2 separate regions of the Homo sapiens genome follow, and region 1 is linked to region 2. A link is an interaction called in ENCODE POLR2A ChIA-PET data of the cell type or tissue named here. Cell type or tissue: PC-3. All regions are shown on one strand.

The links. Peaks named below come from ENCODE experiments on the same cell type or tissue, not always from the same donor. Only the 100,000 strongest peaks of a DNase experiment are listed, where the experiment ranks them.
Region 1: POLR2A ChIA-PET joins it to region 2 with 7 read pairs; 3 of 35 experiments call an interaction of 5 or more read pairs at or near these places.

The regions. Positions count from the first base shown.
Region 1 is chr3:127,604,611-127,608,610 of GRCh38, reverse strand. It overlaps MCM2 (minichromosome maintenance complex component 2), which reads right to left. Exons shown (of 16, transcript NM_004526.4): 3 at 3,828-4,000; 4 at 3,455-3,715; 5 at 2,274-2,493; 6 at 1,794-2,001; 7 at 95-229. Among named protein-coding and RNA genes, the nearest start is that of MCM2, 8.2 kb to the right of the region's middle. In PC-3, no CTCF peak of the experiment used is centred here; no DNase peak of the experiment used is centred here; H3K27ac peaks cover 312 bases.
Region 2 is chr3:127,736,546-127,740,545 of GRCh38, reverse strand. All of the region lies in intron 3 of MGLL (monoglyceride lipase), which reads left to right. Among named protein-coding and RNA genes, the nearest start is that of ABTB1, 66 kb to the right of the region's middle. RefSeq lists an enhancer at 2,009-2,571. In PC-3, no CTCF peak of the experiment used is centred here; no DNase peak of the experiment used is centred here; H3K27ac peaks cover 1,368 bases.

The sequences.
Region 1 (4,000 bases), 130 kb after region 2:
TGCGACCATAGACACCGCCACCGGCCCAGCCACAACTGCTTCTGCCAGTTCCCTCTGCAACTTGGCTCCCTCCCAGCCTGCCCCGGCCACTTACTATCTCGTCTCCTGGCTTGCAGCTGTCCACCAGATCTGCGAGGAGAATGGCGTCCTTGGAGCGGGGCAGCCGGCCAGCCGCCACTTTGCCTGGACTCTCCTGGATTCGGATACGCTGGTAGTTCTGATAGATGGTCTGCGAGGGACACACAGAAGGCCTCAAATCACTGACTTACTATGTCACCTAACCTTGACCCCCGAACAGGAGGGAGAACAGGCAGGATTCCGACTCCTGAGTGGCAAATGGAGAGCCAAAGACAGCAAGGAATGAGTTCATGGCGACTCAGCACATCAGTTGACAGTCCCCACTCCTGCCACACCATCCCTCTGGGATGCCTTCTGACGGCCAGACTCAGCACCTGCTCTATGCTTTACAGCTAAGCTGTCTTGAGTACCGATGCTGGAACCAGGCTGCCTGGGTTCTGTGTCTAAGCTGTGTGATCTTGGGCAAGTGACTTCCTCTCTCTGTGCCTTCTCTGCAACCTCACAATAAGAATTAAAGCAAGTCATACATACATCAACCTAATCCAGCATCTGATAAATGTTAAGTTACAGGAAGTTTTGGCTGTCACTGTCAAGTATCACAGGCCAGCACTGTGCCATGTCATTTCGTACCCATTATCTCACAACATGGCACTGCAGTTAAAAGCACATGCTCTAGATCAAGATGCCTGAGCTGTGGACCTCTAACACACATTCTGGTTGGGTGACCTCAGCCAGTTCTCTAAACACTCGGCAAAGTGGGGCCAGTAACAGTTCCTGCCTCATGAGCTGTGAAAAAGGACCAGGTAATAAACCACCCACCACCTGGCACTGGTAAGTTACTCCATGAATGATAGCTGTAACTGTTAACCCTCTACCAGGTACTATCTCAGGTCCCTAGAAGCAAGGCCTGAGGGAGACAGACAGGGCATGGGAAGAGTGAGCAAAGACGTGGCTCAGCTGGCATCTGGCCTGCAGCTGCCCCACCCGAGACGAGACGGGTCAGCTTTTGGCTGTAGGTGGCCACAGGTGGAACCTCTGAGGCATTTTCTGGCAAGGTGGCTCCAGCTGGGACAGTTCGCAGAACTGCACTGCAGAGCGGTGAGAAGAGGACAGCCAACAGCCACAGCAGCAAGGCAGTCAAGGGGCCTGGGCGCCACCACAGCGATGGCGATGAGCCCATTTACAGGGACGCTCAAGTACAAAGGCACATTACATGTGCCTAAGACCTTAACATCAGAGGCTTTGGCAGCGTCTCCTGAATATGGTGCAGGAGGTTGGTATGGTCCAGGGGCCCCACGTGAGCCAGACAGGTCCCAGAAACAAGCTGAGGGGAAGTCCCGATGGGACTGCAGCCACCCCACGTGAGTGATGGCACCATGGAGACTGGTAAGCACACATCCTGAAGGAGTGACCTGGCAAGAAGTGGGCCCTGTTTGCCAGATCTTCTCATGTTTCAAGAGGAGCCATAAACTTGTATGGTTTAAACAAATCGCCTGACTTAAATATTGACTTGAATTCCTAAAAACGTCGTGTGGGCCAAGCTAAGTCCACTGGCCAGACAGACTGGGTCCACCCCAGGGTGTGGCCAACACACAATTCTATCTTGCTTCTTGCGGCTGCCCACACTGGTCTTCCACAGCCTGAGAGGCCAGTCAGGTCCTGCATACTGGGCACCCCTAAGGACAGCTGGCAGCAGACCTTGTGTCCTCTCTCACCTCCTCCATGTTGACCTCAAAGGGGCCGGCCGACTGGCACTCAGGACAGGAGCCTGGTTTCACCTCCTGGTTCTGGGACTGGCAGAAAGGACCCAGGACGAAATTGCACTTGTTGCAGTTGTACTTGACCATGCTGAGCTGGGGCAGGACGCCAGTGCAGCTGGTCACCACCCCACTGGTGCGGATCAGCTGGTTCAGATGCAGCTGCCTGCGGAGGCAGAGGGTGCATCAGAAGCCGTGAGCCAGGGTGAGGCCAGGCTGCAGACGAGAGTGTCCCAACACACTGTCCTGGAAATTGGGCCCAGCCCCCAGCCCGGGAAGATCCCTCCCATCACACTCCTGTGCAACCACAACTCACCTGCGATGAGGATGCTGCTGGCTGCACCCTCCCCGCCCACACCACAATCGCTCTTCAGGAATCACGACCGAGTCACCCAGCACTGAGCTCGGACCTGCCATCCTCACCTGCCCTCAGCTCACCTCAGCGAGCGCAGCTCCTCCACCAGAGGCAGGTGGGAGATGCGGACATGGATGTGGTTGGTGATGCGGTCGTACTTGGGGTACATGGCCAGTACCACCTCCAGGGCAGCCTCATCAAAGATCTGCAGCAGCTCCGCCGGTGCCTCAGGCAGGAAGTAGGCCAGCACGTGCTCCCTGGCTGCCAAGTCCTCATAGTTCACCACCAGGCTCTCACGGTTCTCTAGAAGGGGGCACAGTGGGAAGAGAGTTAACTAAGCATGAGGCCTGGGCTGGGCTGCAACAATGCCTGTGTGAGAAGCAAGGCCTACCCACCCCGACCATTGATTTTGACCTAGAAAGCCCAGCTTTCACTTCTAGGTCTACCACACTTCAGCTGTGACATAGCCTGAGCTTCAACTTCCTACTCCGTAAAATGGGCATGTCACACAGTGTACAAAGTTGCTGGGGGGTTAAATTAAATATGAGCAGAGTGCCTACACAGCTACAAACATGAAACGCCTTACAAGAGCCAGGAAGAAACTGACAAACACAGGACAAAAAGCAGTGGAAGGAATTGCAGGAATCAAGATCTACATGTCCCTTTTAAAAGTCAATTCCTGGCTGGGGACGGTGGCTCACGCCTGTTATCTCAACACTCTGGGAGGCCAAGGCGGGCAAATCACCTGAGGTCGGGAGTTTGAGACCAGTCTGACCAACATGGAGAAACCCCTTCTCTACTAAAAAAAAAAAATTAGTCAGGCATGGTGGTGCATGCCTGTAATTCCAGCTACTCGGGAGGCTGAGGCATGAGAAACGCTTGAACCCAGGAGGCGGAGGTTGCAGTGAGCCGAGACCGTGCCATTGCACTCCAGCCTGGGAAACAAGAACAAAACTCCGTCTCAAAAAAAAAAAAAAAAAAAAAAAGAGTCAATTCCTATTACAAAGATCAAAGTAGTAATCCAGATTTTTATATAAAATCTGTCCATTTTCAAGCTTGTCAAAAAACGCTTTGGTGGCCCAGATGTGGTCACTGCATAGCCAGCAGGAGAGCCCTGATGCAAAACTCAAAACTTTTGGTTTCTCTGACAGACCTCTCAGCCATATGCCCTGTGCTTCACGTGTTCACTCGGCTCAGACAACTTTCTGGGGAGGATTTAGGGAGGCGCTACAGGGGCTGAGGCGGGGGCGTAGGGAAGCCACACCTTTGCACATGTCGCTGATGCGCTCCTTGAAGACGTTGTGGCCGTGGCTGTCGACGTGAGTGCGCAGGAAGTTCTTGAAGCGGTGGTGGATCTCCAGCCGGGGGCCCGCCATGCTCACCCACTCGCGCACAGAGTGGCCTTTGAGATCCTCCAGGTTCTCGATGCTCTCGATCATCTCCTCGTCCTCCTCGCCGTCCTCCGTGGCCCGCTCCACCTGGCGGCGCTTGCGGGCAGGGCGCTCCTCGTCCTCCTCATCGCTGTCTGGGGAGGCAAGAGACACCTGCTACTGCGGTCATCCCCAGCACCTTCTACTCCCCTCCCAGACTCCTTCCCAGCTTCCCAGTCCCTCGGGCAGGCAGACAACTGGACCTACCATACAGGAGCCCACGGCGCATGCGGCCCAGGCCCCGGCCAGCCTCCCGGTCACGCTGCCGCATGGCCCGCTCTGCTGCCTCCCTCTGACTGGCCGTCAGCTCCTCTACGTCCTCATCATCCAGAGCCAGTCCCTCGGCCTCATAGGCGTCCAGCTCTGGGATGGCGCGGTAG
Region 2 (4,000 bases):
TTCTCTTGAATTCTCTAAGCTGGAGGGTGAGGCCAGCAAACGGCGACCTGGGTCCCGGCAGTCCTCAGAGGGGTTTTTGCGAAGTCCACTCAGACTTTTTAAAACTGGAACTGATATGGACAGATACTCTATGATTCCACCTACATGAAGTCCTAGAGCAGTCAAACTCATGAAGACAAAAAGTCAGTGGTGGTTGCCAGGGGGTGGGGGCAGGGAAGACAGAGTTGCTGAACAAGGACCGCGTTTCAGCTGGGGAGGATGGCAGGGTTCGAAGCTGGATGGTGCTGGTAGCTGCATGTCTGTGTGAACGAGCTTCATGCCACAAGTGGTGACTTCGGACAGTGAAGGCGGTCAATTTAGGTTATGCACATTTACCACAAGTTTTTAAAAAGAGAACTAGGAGACTTGACCTTAAAACTGGATTTCTAGCTTATCTTGAACATTTGGAAGACTGGGCCACGCTGGACCCACATTCCTGTGCGGCCTGGACCTGCTGAGGCCAGGGCTTCCCCACTCAGAGCTGCCTGCTGGCCCGCAGGCCTCTGAGCGGGCTCCCACACAGGCAAGGGGACTCGCTGTGTGTGTGTCTGGCCCCAGGCCCACACCTGCATTTTATGAGTCTCTATACGTGCTTCACCTAGACACTGGCCAGCATACAGCAAGTGCTTAGCAAAGGTGCACTGGGGGCTGGCTGCATGCACACTTGGAGGATGGTAGAAAGCATCTCCAGGAACCCCCAAAGCCTCAAAGAAGCAGCACAGTACCACTGGTCCACACCCCTGCGTGGCATCCAGTTGTCCATGTAAGAGTTCCATGAATGAAATCTCAGGCCTGCTGCTCCATCCCAAAGCCCTCCATAAGGTCACCAGCATGGCCGGTTTGCAGTATAATCTTCCAGAGCTTTCTCTCTGCTTTGATATCACGTATGAGCCAAAGGAAACAGTAGTATTTTGTGGGTTTTTAAAAGCATCAGTGGTGAGCTACGTAGGCGTCATTCAGCAATTTAAGCTTTTTCTATCCACAGTGGCTCTTGGAGGTCTTCCCAGGCCAGTTCATACAGTTCACGTTGGCAAGTTATTGAAAGGAGACCAAACTAATAATACTTAATTATTTCTGGTTGGCAGGAGTGGTTTGACTTTTAGTTCTTATTTCTACAACCAATATTTACTGCCCACTTACTCTGTGTCTTACTGCTCTAAGCACTTTATAGCAATTATCTCAGTTAAACTCACTAACAAGCCAGAGAGGTGGGGACTTTCACTACCCTCAATTTGCAAAGGAGGTGACTGAGCCTCAAAGAAGTTGAACCCCCCACAAGAGGCCTCCCTGTGGTGGATCCGGATTTGATCTGAAGAAGTCTCATTCTGGGGTCTTTGCACTCAGCGGCCACTTGAGGCTTTTCGGGATTTTTCCCAGATAGCTCCCTTGAACATGTTTTACTTTTGCAATCAGAGCAGAGATGCAGTGTGTATCATTTAAGATGCAGGCAAATGGACACAGGCATTTCCTTCATTCCACCTGGTGCCTCCTGAATTGAAGGCATCTTCAATGCTGCCTACTAGAAATTTCTGCGATGGTGGACATGTTCTACCTCTGCCCATCCTGCGTGGAAGCCACTGGTTGCGTGTGGCCGTAGGGCATTGGTAAGACTACAGAACTGAGTTTTTCTGCTTTTTCATTTTAACTGATGTAAATGTAAGCATAGCTGGCCTGTGCGGCTGGTGCAGATTGGGACCGCTTCTTTATACAGTCACACTGTCAGTTGGCATCCAGGGACTCTGTGCCCTGCTGCAGAAGCCCCTCACACCACCCTGCCGCTTGGTACTCAGGAGTGCTCACTCCTACAGGGGCTGGACTGGCCTTCTCCCCCATGCTGGAAGCTGAGCAGTGTGCCCAGATGGAGAGGGCCAGATAATCCCTTTCTAACCTCTCTGCAGGCAGGCCCAAGGAGTGGGACCCAGGCTGCAGGGTGCTCCAGCCTGGCAGATGGCTCCTGCCCAGGACCTCCTTCTGCCTGTCCATGGTTGTGAGCAACCCAGGGCTGAGTGGGTGCTGAACACCAGAAGCCTGACCAGCCTCCACCCTTCCACCAGCAGCTCCTTGGGAGGTAGAATTGTGATTCCAGAAACAAGGCCTCCCAAGGCGTGGCTTGCTCCTGTGTTTGCTGGAGGAATCAACAAGAAAGATCTAGGTTACCATTTCCTGCTTCCAGGAACCAAGAACACATTTTTTTTTTTTTTTTAAAGAGACAGAATCTCACTCTGTCACCCAGGCTGGAGTGCAGTGGTGAAATCACGGCTCCCTGCAGCCTCAACTTCCCGGGCTCAAGCGATCCTCCTGCCTCAGCTTCCCGAATAGCTGGAACTACAGGCATGTGCCACCACACCTGGCTAATTTTTTGTATTTTTTGTACAGGTGGGGTTTCACCATGTTGTCCAGGCTGGTCTCAAACTCCTGGTTTAAGCCATCTGCCCACCTTGGCCTCCCAAAGTGCTGGGATTACAGGTCTGAGCCACTGCGCCTAGCCACACGAGCACTTCTTACGTTATTCTTACTTAGATAATATTACCATGTGCCATATGTGAATGCATAATTAATGCCCGTTTTAAGAAGGAGTTGATGGGCGGTGGCTCATGCCTATAATCCAGACTAGGGCAGGGGATCACCTGCGGTCAGAAGTTCGAGACTAGCCTGACCAACATGGTGAAACCCCATCTCTACTAAATACAAAAAATTAGCCAGGTGTGGTGGTGCATGCCTGTAATCCCAGCTACTTGGGAGGCTGAGGCAGGAGAGTTGCTTCAACCCGGGAGGTGGAGGTTGCAGTGAGCCAAGATTGCGCCATTGCACTCCAGCCTGGGCAAGAAGAGCAAAACCCTGTCTCACAAAAAAAAAAAAAAAAAAAAAAAAAAAAAGAAGCAGTTGATGATTTCACTGTGTCCTGGAGGTGGCCAGTGATGTCCTGGAATTGCAAATGACCCGGGCAGATGTTCCAGTGCGGAGAATACAGGGCCGCTTTGGTCTGCAGCCTCAATTTTCATAATGACCCTTATCATGGCAGTGGGCATTTATTGAGTGCTTCCTGTGTGCCCCGCTCTGTGCTAGCCATCATCCATTCCCTCCCTCACTAATTCTCACAGCACCTTCTGACGTGGGCTTGTGAGTGCCCCTTATTGCAGGTGACGAGGCTGAGCCTTCAGGAAGTGAAGTCACTGCCCAAGGTCACACAGAGGTGACCTCCACCTTACTACAGTCACACATCAGAGGGTGCTGTGAGGATTAGTGAGGGAGGGAATGGATGGTGGCTAGCACAGAGCAGGGCACACAGGAAGCACTCAATAAATGCTCACTGCTATGATAAGGGTCATTATGAAAATTGAGGCTACAGACCAAAGTGGCCCTGTATTCTCCTCACTGGAACATCTGCCCAGGTCATTTGTAATTACTGGCCACCTCCAGGATACAGTGCTACTGGCCTTAGCCTCCTCATCTTCCAACTGGTAGATGGTGACTCTTCCCTCCCAGCTTGGGTTATTATTAAACAAGAGGAGGGCCGGGCGCAGTGGCTCATGCCTGTAATCCCTGCACTTTGGGAGGCCGAGGCAGGTGGATCATTTGAGGTCAGGAGTTCTAGACCAGCCTGGCCAACAAGGTGAAACCCTGTCTCTACAAAAAATACAAAAATTAGCCAGGCGTGGTGACATGCGCTTGTGGTCCCAGTTACTCGGGAAGCTGAGGCAGGAGGATCATTGGAGCCCAGGAGGTCGAGGCTGCAGTGAGCCGAGATTGCACCACTGCACTCCAGCCTGGGTGACAGAGTGAGACCCTGTCTCAAAAAATAAAAATACACAAATAAATAAATAAACAAACAAGAGGAGTAGCAGGCCTGATGGCCTGGCATGGGGCCAGGCATACCGCAAGTGCTTAACAAATGAGGCTCTTTTCTCTTTGCCTTCATTACATCTTAGCTGAATTCAAATTTGGAATAGTGCTTATTCAT